Linked DNA regions of Homo sapiens: region 1 is linked to region 2. Evidence: read pairs that join two places in POLR2A ChIA-PET (ENCODE). Cell type or tissue: Panc1. All regions are shown on one strand. Each heading gives the region's core, and the rest is flanking DNA. Links, peaks and the distances in the headings are about the cores only.

Evidence for each region. Peaks named below come from ENCODE experiments on the same cell type or tissue, not always from the same donor. Only the 100,000 strongest peaks of a DNase experiment are listed, where the experiment ranks them.
Region 1: POLR2A ChIA-PET joins it to region 2 with 11 read pairs; 9 of 35 experiments call an interaction of 5 or more read pairs at or near these places.

Annotation. Positions count from the first base shown.
Region 1 is chr1:27,159,889-27,168,220 of GRCh38, reverse strand. It overlaps LOC102723760 (a long non-coding RNA gene), which reads right to left. Exons shown (of 3, transcript XR_426674.4): 3 at 7,753-7,932. Among named protein-coding and RNA genes, the nearest start is that of SLC9A1, 8.9 kb to the right of the region's middle. In Panc1, for the core only: no CTCF peak of the experiment used is centred there; DNase peaks (open chromatin) are centred at 1,705 and 4,890.
Region 2 is chr1:27,305,489-27,313,820 of GRCh38, reverse strand. WDTC1 (WD and tetratricopeptide repeats 1) reads right to left here. Exons shown (of 16, transcript NM_001276252.2): 16 at 5,185-7,635. The coding sequence ends at 7,438. Among named protein-coding and RNA genes, the nearest start is that of TMEM222, 13 kb to the left of the region's middle. RefSeq lists enhancers at 4,989-5,513, 5,514-6,039, 6,040-6,565. In Panc1, for the core only: no CTCF peak of the experiment used is centred there; no DNase peak of the experiment used is centred there.

The sequences.
Region 1 (8,332 bases), core at 131-8,130, 150 kb after region 2:
TTAGATTAAGACACTGGGGTGCAGTGAAGTTAAATAACTTGCCAAAGGTCACATGACTAGACAGTGGTAGAGGCTGGAGACAGTGGCTCATGCCTGTAATCTCAGCACTTTGGGAGGTCGAGGAAGGAAGACTGCTTGAGCTCAGGAGTTTTAGGCCAGCCTGGGCAACATAACAAGGTCTCATCTCTACAAAAAATAAAACATTAAGGCTGGGCGTGGTGGCTCACGCCTGTAATCCCAGCACTTTGGAAGGCCGAGGCAGGTGGATCACCTAAGGTCAGGAGTTTGAGACCAGCCTGGCCAACATGGTGAAACCCCGTTTCCACTAAAAATACAAAATTATCCAGGCCTGTAGTACCAGCAATTCGGGTGGCTGAGGCAGGAGGATTGCTTGAACCCAGGAGGTCAAGGATGCACTGAGCCATGATTGTGCCACTGCCCAGCCTGGGCAATAGAGTGAGACCTCTCAAAAAAAAAAAAAAGAAAGAAAGAAAAGAAAAGAAATGATAGTGGTAGAGACAGCATTCGAATCCATACAGTTTGGATCCAAGTTAGCCCTATTAATCATTATGCTCTACTGCCTCAAATTTCTGCCATTGAGGAGCTTACAGTCTAGTGGGTCAACACAGGCAATAGAAATATACAGTACAGCCGGGCACGGTGGCTCACGCCTGTAATCCCACCACTTTGGGAGGCCGAGGCGGGTGGATCACCTGAGGTTGGGAGTTCGAGACCAGGCTTGGCCAACATGGTGAAACTCCTGTCTCTACTAAAAATATAAAAATTAGCCGGGCATGGTGGCGCACGCCTATAATCCTGGCTACTCGGGAGGCTGAGGCAGGAGAATCGCTTGAATCTGGGAGGTGGAGGTTGCAGTGAGCCAAGGTTAAGCCACTGCACTCCAACCTAGGCAACAGAGCGAGACTCCATCTCAAAAAAAAAATAGACTGGTCAGGGAATGCCTCACTGAGAGACATTTGTGCAAAGATAGCAAGGAAGTGAAGGAGGAAACCATGTAGCTATCTGGGGGAAACAGTAAGCTCAAAGGCTCTGAAAGGGGTAAACCTGGAGTATTTAAGGAATAAATAGGAAGGAAGCCAGGGTGGTTAACGTGGAGAGAAAAGGGAAGAGGAAGGAATAAAGGAGAGGAGGCCAGAGAGAGAGGTGGGAGTAGACTGGGTGGGGCTTCGTAGGTCATAATAAGGACCCCGAGGTGGGGGTCTGGCAGGGGATGACACCATCTGACTTAGGCTTTTAAAGGGATCCTTCTGGCTGCTTTGTTGAAACAATAATCTGGGTGGGGAAAATGGCACTGCTTGGACCAGAGTGGGCAATGGAGGTGGTCAGAAATGGATGGATTCTGGAAATATTTTGAAGATTGAATTGACACTATTTGTGGAGGATTGATATGACAGAAAGGAGCCAAGGATGACTCAAGTTTTTGGCCAGAGTAAGTGGGAAGATGGAGAGGCTATCTCTTGGATGGGGAAGACAGTGGGAGAAGCAGGTTTGGGGAGGGGTTGGAAAGGTCTGGAGTTCAGTTTTGGACATGCTGATTTTGAGATGCCTGTTGCACGACCAGGTAAAAATGTTGAATGTTCAGTTGGATGCAGGAGTCTGGAGTTTACAGTAGGGAACTGGGCTAGAGATAGAAATCTATGAGTTGTCCTCATATAGATGGGGCTTGAAATCATGAGAATAGATGAGGTCATCAGAGAAAAGAATGTAGACAGAGCAGTGAAAAGGCAAGAACCAAGCCCTGGGGCCCTCAGTATTTAGAGGTTGTGGCAGAGGGGGAAAAAGGAGAGAAGGAGGAGGAATCAACAAAGGGAAATTGAGAAGGAACAGCCAATGAAGTGGGAGGAAAGCCAGAAGGTTGCGGGGTCTCATAAGCTATTTGAAGAAAGTGTTCTCAGAAGGAGCAAGTGATTATATATGTTGAAGTCTGCTGATGGGGAAAGAAAGATGAGGATCGAGAAATGACCATATGATAGAACAACATGGAGGGTCACTGGCAACATTGACAAGGGCAGCTATTTATTTATGTATTTATATATTTATGTATTTATTTATTTATTGAGACAGAGTCTCACTCTGTCACCCAGGCTGGAGTGCAGTGGCACGATCTTGGTTCACTGCAATCTCCGCCTCCTGGATTCAAGCGATTCTCATGCCTCAGCCTCCAGAGTAGCTGGGATTACAGGTGCCTGCCACCACATCCAGCTAATTTTTGTATTTTTAGTAGAGACGGGGTTTCACTATGTTGGCCAGGCTGGTCTCGAGCTCCTGACTTCAGGTGATCCGCCCATCCTGGCTTTCCAAAGTGCTGGGATTACAGGCATGAGCCACTGCACCTGGCCTATTTTATTTATTTTATATATATATATATATATATATATTTTTTTTTTTTTTTTTTTTTTTTTTTAGAGATAGGAGTCTCCCTATTTGCCTAGGCTGGCCTCAAACTCCTGGGCTCAAGCGATCCTCCCACCTCAGTGTCCCAAAGTGCTGGGATTACCGGCATGAGCCACTGCACCTGGCCAAGAGCAGATTAGGGACAGCATATGAGAGGGCAAGCCCACGGATCAGTTGGAGACAATGGGAGAGAAAAACAATGCAGGCAATGTAGACAACTCTCTTAAGCATTTGGCAGTGCTGGGAGTGGGTGGGGGATGAAGAGATGTGTGTTAAAGTGTTAAGATAACACATTATACTTATGATAGATGTTGCCTGGGGCAGCAGGAAGGGAGAAAAGTGTAACTGATAGTTTAAAAGACTTTAAAATTTGATAAAAATTGTACAGATATCTGTAAAACACATCAAAAACGTACACACACACACATATAGGGCAGTTTTTTGTTTGTTTTTCGGTTTGTTTTTCTTTTTGTGATGGAGTCTCACTCTGACACCCAGGCTGGAGTGCAGTTGTGCGATCTCAGCTCACTGCAACCTCCACCTCCCAGGTTCAAGCAATTCTCATGTCTCAGCCTCCCGAGTAGCTGGGACTACAGGCAAGCACCACCACGCCTAGCTAATTTTTGTATTTTTAGTAGAGATGGAGTTTCAGCATGTTGGCCAAACTGGTCTTGAACTCCTGACCTCAGGTGATCTGTCTTCCTTGGCCTCCCAAAGTGCTGGGATTACAGGCGTGAGCCACAGCACCTGGCCAGTTTTTTTAGGAGATAGAGTCCTGCTATGTTGCCCAAGCTGGAGTGCAGTGGCATGATCATAGCTCACTGTAACCTTGAACTTCTGGGCTCTAAGTGATCCTCCCGCCTCAGCTTCCCAAGTAGTAGAGACTACAGGTGCATACCGCCATGCCTGGCTAATTTTGAAATTATTTTGCCAGGCACAGTGGCTCATGCCTGTAATCTCAGCACTTTGGGAGGCTGAGGCAGGAGGATTGCCTGAGTGCAGGAGCTTAAGATCAGCCTGGGCAACATAGCAAGACCTCATCTCTACTAAAAATAAAAATAAGAAAATTAGCTGGGCATGGTGGCATGCACCTGTAGTCTTAGTTACTCAGGAAGCTGGGGTGGGAGGATGGCTAGAGTCCAGGAGTTTGAGGCTACAGTGAGCTATAATCACACCACTACACTCTAGCCTGGGCGAGAGAGTGAGACCTTCTCAAAACACCACCACCACCACCAACAACAACAAATAAATAAATACATAAATTATTTTGTAGACACAGATTCTCCCTATGTTGCCTAGGCTGGTCTTGAACTCCTGGCCTCAAGTGATCCTCCCACCTCAGCCTTCTAAGGTGCTGGGATTACTGGAGTGAGCTACTGTGTCTGGCCAAAATATACATATATTATTGAAAGTAAATATAACAAACTGTTACAGCTGATAATTCTGAATTTGGATGTTTGCTATATTACCTTTATACTTTTAAATTTTCTTACAAATAATTAGGGGAAAAAAAGGTTTGTGGGCCAAATCGTGTGCAGGACTTTGAGTGCCATGCTGGGATGGGGTATGTGCCTGTCTAAACAGGGGATGAACATGGCTCAGACAGCTCTTCCTGAAAGCTGTGTAGGCTGAGGGTGGTGGCTCACGCCTGTAATCCCAGCACTTTGGGAGGCCGAGATGGGCAGATCACCTGAGGTCAGAAGTTCAAGACCAGCCTGATCAACATGGTGAAACCCCATCTCTACTAAAAATACAAAAAAATTAGCTGAGCGTGGTGGCAGGTGCTTGTTGTAATCCCAGCTACGCGGGAGGCTGAGACAGGAGAAGCCCTTGAACCCAAGAGGCGGAAGTTGCAGTGAGCAGTGAGCCGAGATTGTGCCACTGCAGCTGGGAGACAAGAGCAAAACTCCGTCTCAAAAAAAAAAAAAAAAAAGTCAATCCCGGACCCGTTCCCTCAGATCTGCTAAATCCTAACTTTTCCAGTACACACACACACACACACACACACACACACAGGATTCTGACAGTGTAGAATGGGGGCAAGTTTAGTGGAAGATGGTGGGTGAAGTTGATGGAGGTGCCTGTGGGACATCCAGTCAGTGAACATTAGGGTGTCAAGGTTGCCGATAGGTGTTTATCAAATCCATTATTGATTTTCCTCCAGCAGAAAGCACAGGGAGTTGCACATAGTAGGAACTCACTAAATGTTTATTGTAAAATTATGAACTTAGCTTAAAGGCAATTCGCTGGATCCTAAATTCCAACTCCTTACCAACCTCCGAACTCTCTTCTAGTTACCCAACATGTACATGCTTTTTCATGGTAGCTATCAGCCTGGAGAACTGGGAAAAGCCTGGACTTCAGAGTTAGGCAGACCTGCATCCAAACCTGGCTCCTCTTCTTCCCAGCTCTATGGCCTCAGACAAGCAATTCTCCTCTGGGAGTCTTGGTTTTCTCATGTGCAAATAATGCATTCTGTGATTCATTCACTCAGCAAATATTTATTGAGTACCAATATGCACTGGGCATTGTTCTACATGGTGGAGAAACAGTGATGGATGAGATAGACGTGGTCCCTGCCCTAGCTGAGCTCACATTCTGAAGGGAGAAAAATGCAGTAAAAAAAAAAAAAAAAAAAAAAGGTAATAGGCCGGGCGCGGTGGCTCACACCTGTAATCCTGGCACTTTGGGAGGCAGAGGCGGGTGGATCACGAGGTCAGGAGTTCGAGACCAGCCTGACCAACATGGTGAAACCCCGTCTCCACTAAAAATACAAAAATTAGGCCGGGTGCAGTGGCTCATGCCTGTAATCCCAGCACTTTGGGAGGCCGAGGCAGGTGGATTGCCTGAGGTCAGGAGTTCGAGACCAGCCTGGCCATGGTGAAACCCCGTCTTTATTAAAAATAAAAAAAAATTATCTGGGCATGGTGGCGGGTGCCTGTAATCCCAGCTACTAGGGAGGCTGAGGCGGGAGAATCACTTGAACCCAGGAGGCGGAGGTTGCAGTGAGCCAAGATTGCGCCATTGCACTCCAGCCTGGGCAACAAGAGCAAAACTCCGTCTCAAAAAAAAAAAAAAAAAAATTAGCTGGGCATGGTGGCGCACGCCTATAATCCCAGCTACTCAGGAGGCTGAAGCAGGAGAATTGCTTGAACCCAACAGGTGGAGGTTGCAGTGAGCCGAGATCATGCCATTGCACTCCAGCCTGGGTGACAGAGCAAGACTCTGTCTCAAAAAAAAAAAAAAAAGAATAAAAGTAACAAATAGGAGAATTATACTGTATGTGAGAAGGTGAAACATGCTATACAAAGAAGAAAAAAGGAGCAGGGGAAGGGGCTGGGTGGTAGTGGTGGTGGCCAGGCAGGGGAAGTGTCACTATTACATAGGATTATAACATAGTAGGCCATGTCAGGAAGCGAGATTCGCAGAAAGGCTTGAAGGAGGTCAGGTAACCAGCCATGTGGATATCTGGGGAAGAGTGTTCCAGGCAGAAGGAATAGCAAGTGCAAAGACCCTGAGGCAGAAGTGTGTCTGCCAGTGTTTGAGAAATAGAAGGAGGCAGTGGTGAAGTGAGTGCCGGGGAGACTGGAAGAAGGCTTTGCTGGGCTGTGACATTATGATGAAAGAAGGAGCGGCTGAGTACAATGGCTTACCCCTGTAATCCCAATACTTTGGGAGGCCCAGGCAAGAGAATCAATCAAGACCAGGGGTTTGAGACCAGCCTGGGCAATATAGTAAGACCCTATCCCTACCAAAAATATTTTTAAAAATTAGTCAGGTGTGGTGGCATGTACCTGTAGTCCAAGCTGCTCGGGAGGGCGAGGCTGGAGGATCGGTTGAGCCCAGGAGTTTGAGGTTGCTGTGAGCTATGATTGCACCATTGTACTCTAGCCTAGGTGACAGCAAGACTCTGTCTCAAAAAAAAAAAAAAACAAAAGAAGGAAATGAACCCAGTCACTGCGTGCTGACTGTGTACCAGGAACTATGCTTGACATACAGTGGCCTTTTCATCCTTACAATAAACCTTACAAAGCAAGTAATGTGACTCCACCCAGCTTTCATATACATGAACACAGCGAGAGACAGAAACAAGGTGTGACTTGCTCATAATGCGCAGCTAATAGGGGCTGAGCAGATTCTTTCCTAGGGCCATGCATTTTGTGCCATAAAACTCCAGGCACTTTTAGTGAAAGGATTCAAGGAGGGGATTGGGGAGCAGACATGGCTTAAGCAGGGGGAGATGCCACCCAGGGTCCAGGCTTCCTGAGGCTGTCCTGGATCTGCAGGGGAAGGGTCTGCAGAGACCTGGCCTCTCCGAGTCAAAAGCAGTGTGGGCCTGGAATGGTTAAAAAATGAGGACTTGGCCGGGTGTGGTAGCTCACGCCTGTAATCCCAGCACTTTTAGAGGCCGAAGCAGGTGGATCACCTGAGGTCAAGAGTTCGAGACCAGCCTGGCCAACATGGTGAAACCCTGTGTCTACAAAAAATACAAAAAATTAACTGGGCATGGTGGCAGGCGCCTGTAATCCCAGCTACTCGGGAGGCTGAGGCAGCAGAATCGCTTGAACCCAGGAGGCAGAGGTTGTAGTGAGCTGAGATCGCGCCATTGCACTGCAGCCTGGGCAACAAGAGTGAAACTCCATCTTAAAAAAACAAAAAACAAAAAACAAAAAATGACTTGCTCAAACATGGTTACAAATATTGCTATGTATTTTAACTGATTTTTTTTTTTCTTTTTTGAGATGAGAGTCTTGCTCTGTCGCCCAGGCTGGAGTGCAGTGGCGCGATCTCAGCTCACTGCAAGCTCCGCCTCCCGGGTTCACGCCATTCTCCTGCCTCAGCCTCCCGAGTAGCTGGGACTACAGGCGCCCGCCACCACGCCCGGCTAATTTTATGTATTTTTAGTAGAGACGGGGTTTCACCGTGTTAGCCAGAATGGTCTTGATCTCCTGACCTCGTGATCCGCCCACCTCAGCCTCCCAAAGTGCTGGGATTACAGGCGTGAGCCACCGCGCCTGGCCTTGACTGATTATTTTTAAGAAGACAAGGCTTTTAAGGCCGAAGCGGGCGGATCACGAGGTCAGGAGATCGAGACTATCCTGGCTAACACGGTGAAACCCCATCTCTACTAAAAATACAAAAAATTAGCCGGGCGTGGTGGCAGGTGCCTGTAGTCCCAGCTACTCGGGAGGCTGAGGCAGGAGAATGGCGTGAACCCGGGAGGCGGAGCTTGCAGTGAGCTGAGATTGCACCACTGAACTACAGCCAGGTCGACAGAGCGAGACTCAGTCTCAAAAAAAAAAAAAAAAAAAAAGAAGAGGAAGAAGAAGATAAGGCTTTTAACATACAATACACATCAATGTGATTTATTTACAAATATTAAATTCATAGCAGCTGGTCTGATGGTGGGACCCATCTCACGGATGTGAGGGTCTGTTTTCCAGCCTGTCAATTTTCTCTGTGACTGAAGGCAGAACTTCATGTGGTTCCCAACATCAAAAGTCTACTCTTGAGGTCCTCGGTGCATGTAAATAAATAGAATGATGGTAAATATATGTGGTACTTGCTGGGGGCAGTGGTAAATGCTTCGCATACATTGGCTAATATCTTCATGAGAGCCCCATGAGGTTGACACTATTGTTGTCCCCCCTTATGGAGGAAGAAGCTGTAGAACAGGCACTGATTTGCCCAGGGTCTCATGACTAGTGAGCGGTGGTGCCAGAGCACTGAAAGGAGACCATGTGGCTACCCATGTTCGGCAGTCCCAGCATTTAACTATCCATTATTCTACACTGCCTGCCCAGGCTGGGCCTTGGCCATCGGCTCTCCCATGTGGTTTCTCCCAAGGCCTGTTTCCTGATATTGTTCTGTTGTTATAACCTTCTCCAGGCCGTGGAGGATCTCAGGGCTGGCATTT
Region 2 (8,332 bases), core at 86-8,085:
ATCATGAATAAAGCTGATATAAACATTCATGTACAGGTTTTTACATGGTCATGTTTTCAACCCTTTTAGTTAAATACAAGCAGAGCGACTGCTGCATTGTATGGTAAGAGTATGTTTAGCTTTGTAAGAAACTGCCAAACTGTCTTCCAAAGTGGCTGTACTGTTTTGCATTTCCTCTGCCAATGAATGAGAGTTCCTGTTCCTCTACATCCTTGTCAGCATTTGCTGTGGACAGTTTTAACATTTTAGCTATCCTAGTAAGTGTGCAATGTGCAACGGTATCTCATTGTTTTAATTTGCAATTCCCTGATGACATAATGTTAAAAATCTTTTCATATGCTTACTAGTCACCTGTAAATCATCTTTGGTGTGGTGTTTGGATCTTTTGCCCATTTTGAAATTGGGTTGTTTCCATATTGTTGAGTTTTAAGAGTTCTTGGCCAGGCGCAGTGGCTCATGCCTGTAATCACAGCACTTTGGGAGGCCAAGGCGGGCAGATCACGAGGTCAGGAGATCGAGACCATCCTGGCTAACATGATGAAACCCTGTCTCTACTAAAAATACAAAAAATTAGACAGGTGTGGTGGCGGGCGCCTTTAGTCCCAGCTCCTCGGGAAGCTGAGGCAGGAGAATAGCATGAACCCGGGAGGCAGAGCTTGCAGTGAGCTGAGATTGTGCCACTGCATTCCAGCCTGGGTGACAGAGCAAGACTCCGTCTCAAAAAAAAAAAAAAAAAAGTTGTGTATTTCGAATACAAATCCTTTATCTGTGTTTTACAAATATGTCTCCCAGTCCTTGGCTTTTCTTTTCATTCTCTCCACTGTGTCTTTAACTGAGAAATTTTTTATTTTAATGAAGTCCAACTTGCCAATTTTTTTCTTTCATGGATTGAGGTTTTGGTGTTGTATCTAAAAACTCATTGCCAAATCCAACAAAATAAGTGGCTGGGACTGCAACTCGGATTATGTTAAAGCTATAGATCAAGTTGGATTTTTTTCCTATGTTATCTTCTAGAAGTTTCATAGTTTTGTATTTTAAATTTAGGAGGTCTGTCATCTATTTTGAGTTAACTTTTGTAAACAGTGTTAGGTCAGTGTTTAGATTTTTTTTTTTGCATATGGATGTCCAGTTGTTCCATCACTGTTTGTTGATAAGACTATCGTTTCTCCATTGAATTGACTTTACTGCCTTGTCAAAGATCAGCTGACTGTATTTGTGTGTGTCTATTCCTGGGTTCTCTATTTGTTCCATTGGCCTATTTGTCTATTCTTTTGCCAGTACCACACTGTCTTGATTATTGTAGCTTGATAGTAAGTCTTGAAGTCAGGAGTGTTAATCCTCTGAATTTGTTTTTCGTAAGTATTATGTTGGTTATTCTGGGTCTTTCTTCTTTTTCTCCATTTTTAACAAGAAGTTTATTTAAACAACAAGATGCTTGACTTTAAAGGAAAACTATTTAGGATTTTTTTTTAAGAGTAATTTATCTCTAGTTAAAGACAGATTGCCCTACATGTAAGAGCTATATACACGAAAAGTTATAAAATTGTCCTTGGTTTTACAATGATAAATGAAAAACATTAAAATTCTCCAATTGAATAAGGTATGCAAGGATTTTTTTTTTTTGTTAAAATAGTGAGAACAAAATAACATTGCAATGTAAGATAAGAGTTGAATGAGCATGCCACTGATGGAGAAAGGGAGGTAATTTTCAAGAATCGGTATTTTTCCCCACAGATATGTTTTGATTGACATCAAGTGGATGTCATTGGCCATTTAATATTTAAAACAGCAAAATGCTTGTGAACATACACCCATTATTTTATGTACAATAAGGGAATGGGTAAGGGAAAAATAAAAGAATAGAGAAAACTATACTATAGTAATAGTCATGATGTGGTGGAACCAAATTGCAGTTTTCTAATTGAGAATGTAATCTTGGTCTATAAGAACAAAGTTCTAGAGTAAAGAAGCAGGTTCCTTTTTCAGTAGACACTTCTTGTCTGTTGCTGAAACACATCAATTGTATCTTCATCCTCCATTTCCAACTGTGCAGGTGTGTCTGTTTCATTGACTGGTTGCCTGTCAAATTAGAATCTGATCTGCCTCACTGACAAACTCTGTCATTCACAATAGACTTTCATTACTCTACTAAGTGGTATATGACTCTTTTTTTTTCTTTTATGAGATGGCATCTCGTTCTGTCACCCAGGCTGGAGGGCAGTGGCGCGATCTCGGCTCACTGCAACCTCCGCCTCCCGGGTTCAAGCAATTCTCCTGCCTCAGCTTCCCAAGTAGCTGAGACTACAGGCACATACCACCATGTCCAGCTATTTTTTTGTATTTTTAGTAGAGACGGGGTTTCACCATATTGGTCAGGCTGGTCTCAAACTCCAGACCTCAGGTGATCCACCCACCTTGGCCTCCCAAAGTGCTGGGATTACAGGTGTGAGCCACCATACCCGGCCGGTATATGACTTTTAATTTTAAACTGCACCATGGAACAATCCTGCCCCATTACCTTCAAATTAATAAGATTGTTATTCTCAGTCTTGACTCCTTCCTTGGGCTTTTCATCAGCCACACGAGTGCTGGAGTCTCCTCAGCTGCTACTTCACCAATGAGGCACCAGGTCTGCACAGAATGAATGAGCACACAAACGGCACCAGGAGAGGCAGAAGGAGGTGGAACAGTGGAACTATTCTGGGTCTGCTACATTTTCATGTAAACTTTAGGATCAGTTGGTGATACTCACAAAATAACTTGCTGGGACTATGACCAGGATCACATTGAAGCTATAGATCAAGTTGGAAAGAACTGACATCCTAATATTGAGTTTTCCTATCCGTGAACATGGACCATCTCTCCATTTACTTGATCTTCCTTGGTTTCTTTTATCAGTTTTGTAGTTTTGCTCATACAAACCTTGTACATATGTTGTTAGATTTATTCCTAAGTACTTTTTTGGGGGGATGCTAATGAGGGCTGAATACGTGGAGGACAAGGTGCTTTTAGAACAGTGAAACTATTCTGTATGACAATGTAATGGTGGATACGAGACATGCATTTGTCAAAACCCATAGAACTTTGCAACACAAAGAGTGAACCGTAATGTAAACTATGGACTTCAGTTATCATAATGTATCAATATTGGTTCATTAATTACAACAACACACTAATGCAAGATGTTAATAATTGGGAAAATTGAGCTGGGGAAAGAGGGTTATATGAAACTCATTATACTATCTGCTCAATTTTCTGTAAGCCTAAAACTGCTCTAGAAAGTAAAGGCTATTAATTTTTTAAAAAATGGAGTACCAACTCCAAATGAAATGGAGACCCTCGTGAAGTCTTCCAATGCCTCCCTTGCCTACAGGATTGAGTCTGTGGTCTCTCACCAGCCATAGGAAGTCCTTCAGTTTGACTGCTCCTCCAGTCTACCCTCTACAATCCAGCCAGATGGAGTCACTCAGGGTTCATGAAGGAACCTGAGACTCTGCACTACTCCCTGGTCTGGAACATTGTCCTTCCTTTGTCTGGTCTGGAAATGCCTTCAAGAAGCTTCTGCAGACGTTAATTTGGGTACACAGAGGAATGATACCAGCCCACAGTATCTGTTTTATAATACCACCTATTGTGTTTCCGGCAGGACCTCTCAGTAGTTTCAGTAGTGGAACTGCTATTCCCACAGACTAAACCATAGTTCCCCAACTGTGCATCAAGGTGCCTGAGGGCACCCACAGCAAATTCACAGGGGGCAAAGTAGGATATTTTGAAAGATATTCAACATCTTTGGCTAATGAGAGAACTATTAGCTCAAGGTAGTTCACAGTTCCATTATTACATTATGCCACAATCCTTTTGATGATGTCATCTTTAAGAAGCTGGGTCTTGGCCGGGCGCAGTGGCTCATGCCTGTAATCCCAGCACTTTGGGAGGCCGAGGCGGGTGGACCACAAGGTCAGGAGAGCGAGACCATCTTGGCTAACGTGGTGAAACCCCATCTCTACTAAAAACATAAAAAATAAGCCAGGTCTGGTGGCAGCTGCCTGTAGTCCCAGCTACTCAGGAGGCTGAGGCAGGAGAATGGCATGAACTCAGAAGGTGGAGCTTGCGGTGAGCCGAAATCGCACCACTGCACTCCAGCCTGGGCAACAGAGCAAGACTCCGCCTCAAAAAAAAAAAAAAAAAAAAAAAAGAAGCTGGGTCTTTAGTGGTTGCTGTGATAAAAAGCAAATGAAAATCAATGTGGGACAGGAAATGAAGGCAGCAGTGTTTGCTTTGATTAGAAAATTTAACAAGTTGTTCAGTGCCCAATGGGCAGCATAGATCCCATTAGTAATTGCAGTTGTTTAAGAATGAAGGCTGGGCGCGGTGGCTCACACCTGTAATCCCAGCACTTTGGGAGGTTGAGGCGGGCAGATCACCTGAGGTCAGGAGTTTGAGACCAGCCTGGCCAAGGTGGTGAAACCCCATCTCTGCTAAAAATACAAAAAATTAGCTGGGTGTGGTGGCGGGCACCTGTAATCCCAGCTACTTGGGAGGCTGAGGCAGGAGAATCGCTTGAACCCAGGAGGCGGAGGTTGCAGTGAGCCGCAATTGCACAATTGCACTCCAGCCTGGGCGACAAAAACGAAACTGTCTCAAAAAAAAAATAAAAAATAAAAAATAAATAAAAATGCAAAAAAAAAAAAATAGCTGGGCATGGTGGCACATGCCTGTAATCCCAGCTACTTGGGAGGCTGAGGTAGGAGAATCACTTGAACCCGGGAGGCGGTGGTTGCAGTGAGCTGAGATCATGCCACTGCACTCCAGCCTGGGCAACAGAGCAAGACTCCGTCTCAAAAAAAAAAAAAAAAAAAAAGAATGAAATAAATATTGTTTCTTCCAATTCAGGTGTATTATTTTTTAAATGGCAACTAACTTGTTAGGACATAAATACTTTTTAAGTGATTTGGACTTAACTACTTAATAAATTGAACTGTTATTTCTTTTGGCTTAGAGGCTCCATGAAAAAATTACTGAGATGGTAATGGTGCTGTGAGCTAAGAAAGTTCAGGAACCTATAGTCTAAGAGATTATCTAATCCAGGGCACTTCAAAAACTTGCATATGTGAAATCAATTTAGTGGGTTATAGCCATATTTTTTTCCCTAATAAAACAGAAGGGTAAGCAGAGTACACTGCATGTAGCAAGGGTAAATATTATTGTGTAAAACTTTTGTTCATTTTTTTTATATATATATACACACACACATATCTACAAGTAATCATGTGTATATTGGGTCACAATGTAAAATGGTTTGAAAAACCACTAAGATTCCAAGTCCCTTATTTTACTGATGAGAAAACAGCCAGAGAGTGAAAGCTGATGATTACAAATCACAGCCATGAGAGCTGGGCTCTGCACTCAGCCCTGCTGGGCTGGGTGGCCGCTGCTCACGGTGACCCTTCAAGGCAGGCCTCATTCTGTCCAGTAGAGGTGTGGTTACTAAGTCATAGAGCTACAGAGGTGAGGGACCAGGTGCCCTCACTTTGGTTCCAAGACCCATCTGCACCCCACAAATGCCACCAGCCACACCTAGAACAAAATGGTTTTAATCAATTGCGTCACCCTCACTCTCCTGGGAGCGGAGCAACAAAAAGGCTCGGCTCCTGCCCCCAGAGGACAGTAAGGCTTATGTGTCTCTCCACACTGCAGGGCCCAGGCTGGGCAGGCAGGGGGTGGGAAGCAGGACAGGGGGCAGGGAGGGAGGGTGGGAGGCAGGGAGGAAATGGCAGGTGGCTGGAACACAAGAAAGCAAAGGGGACCCAGCTGGTCCTTGGGCCCCAGGGCCCAGCCCCAATACTCCTGCTCTCCCTTCTCCCTGGCTAGAGAAAGGTCACGGAGAAGAGACAGGGGAGCAGGTCCCAGCAGCAGGAGAAGCAGCAGCAGCTGTTTCCTTCACCAATAAATATACTTCATTACCAAGCTAGAAGAGAGGGGTGGGAAGAGGGACTGGGGTGGGAAGGAAGGGGGAGAAGCTGCCACCTGTGTTGCTGGGATTAAAGCAATGAGATGGTGCCAGACCCCCCACCACTATCCTCACCCTCCACTTGTCTTCTTAAAACTGTGAAAAAGCTTTTAACATGGCCCTCCTGTCTCCAGGGCTGCTCTGAAGCCTGACTGAGAGGAGGCACCTGGCAGAGACAGGGGCTGAGGGAGGGAGCGAGGGAGTGGAGGGAGAGGAGAAGGGAGGCTGCTTTTCCCCAGGGGCTGCAGCTGGAGGGCTGGAGCCAAGTAAGCACTGAAGGGGAAGCAGGGAGGGAGAGAGGGGGAAGGATGAACCAACTACCTGGAGCAGCTGGAGCTAAGAGCCGGGGGCAGAGGGGAGGAGAGGCCTGGTGAGTGGTGGGTTGATCGCTGCATCCAGTGTAAAGCTTGGGGCTGCTGGGGAGGGAGGGGCCGAGTAAGGGACTTTCCCATCTGAGTGGCTCAGGAGACCCACCCCTCTCCCCTCAGAGCAGCAGGGGACAGAGAAAAGCCATCACTTCTTTGGTCTTTGTGGCGGCTCAGCATGTGGGATGGGAAGGAGGGCAGAAAGGGCAGAGAAGGGCCCTTAGCAGGAAGCGCCACCTCAGCAGAGTAGGCCTGGCTGGGAGCTCTGGCAGAAAGGTCACAGTGAGGCTGAGGAGCGCCCAAGAGGAGAATGGCCGTAGTGCAGAAGTGCTGGCATGGATGGGTGGGGTAAGGTGCAGTGCCCCACCCTCTGCCAGGGCCCTTGGGAAAGGCAGAGCCTCCAGAGGTGGCCAGTGAGAGTAGGTGCAGGGCCAGAGCTAGTAGCCAGGAGAGGAGCGAGGGTGCTCCACAGCGACCTCAGCAGGTGGCCTGGTCTTGCCCACTCCAGGGCTCCCATCCTTCCTTTGGGCTCCGCTCTAACACTGGTGGCTCTGGAGGGAGGGTGGGACCCATCCTTTTTCAAAACCTTTCCTGAAGACCACAGGGGAGCTAGCCTTGCAGGCTAGGGAGCAAGAGTGGCAACAGGCCAAGGCGAGCCCTTACCAATTGGGAATCCCACTCCTCCTGCTGCTGCCAGCTAAAGGGCAGGACAGTCCCTGAAGACAGTTCAGCTTGTTCCTCCCCACCTGAGGCAGAAGGGGTTTTGAGGCAGGCCAGAGCCCTCCAGGGACATGAAAGCAGGAGATGGGGGGGGGCATATGGAGGGGTGTCCCCTCCTGCTCTTTTTTTCAGGGCTGGGGATAGTCAGGGGACAATCAGCCCAGAGTCCGAAAGCCAGCAAGTTGTAGCAACCTCCACCCCTAACGCCAAACTAACAAACAAAACAGGGGAAATGAAAAAAAAGGGTGGTGGGGAAGACAAACCAAAACAGAATCCCCTGACCTCCTGCCCAGGGCAGAGGGTCCAGCCAGTAGCAGGGGCTGGGGACCAGGGCTGGAGGGTCTAGCTGGGCCGGCACTGCACCTGGCCCTCAGAGCTGTCCTCATCATCAGAGGCCCCGGCACCCCCACTGCTCAGGCCCGTGATCCGGTAGCCCATGTTGAGCAGCATCACCTCCAACGGGTCTGCATTCATGCGCCGCTGGTTGGCCTGTGAAGCACCCTCCATATCTTCCACGACTCGGCCTGTGAGGTCTTCACTCTGTGGTGGAGAAAGGGGTGACACACGTGGGGCTCAGGGAGGGAGAGGCACCAGGGTACACGTATAGGGGAGGGGGAGGGAAATACACAGACTAAACTATCTATAGGGGGAGGTACACATACATGCCAGGAGGTGTATATGGTGGAGGGGAACACACAACCTTGGCTACATATTGTTGGGGGTGCTCACGCTGGAATATATATGGGAGATACGCCACCTCAGGATATACAGGCAGGTCATAACATGCTGGGATATACGTGGGGGACAGTACACACCAGGATATGTTGGACACACATACTGGGATACCTGGGACAAGGGGCAGATACAACTTCCCCACCCCATTCTGTTTTGTTGCCACAACTCTTGCTTCATCTTTCTTTCTCCTCTCCTCTCAATGGGGAAGCCTATAGGGGTCCTCTCTTTAAAAGTCACAGCAAATTATCTTGGGAATCAGACATACCACTTGACTTTTGTTTTGCCAGCTGGGAAGAGGGAAGCAGTAGGGCAGAGGGGAAGGGGAGGCACCAAGCCAGCTTCCCTGGCTACCCACCCTGGGAGTGGAGGGGACTCCACTGTCCTAAGTGTCCTTGTGGGCTGGACACTTCACAGGCATCTCTTCTTTACTTCTCACCACAACCTTTCAAGGTGGTGCTGTCATTCCCATTCCCAATGTACAGATGATTAAAAGCCTGGGTCA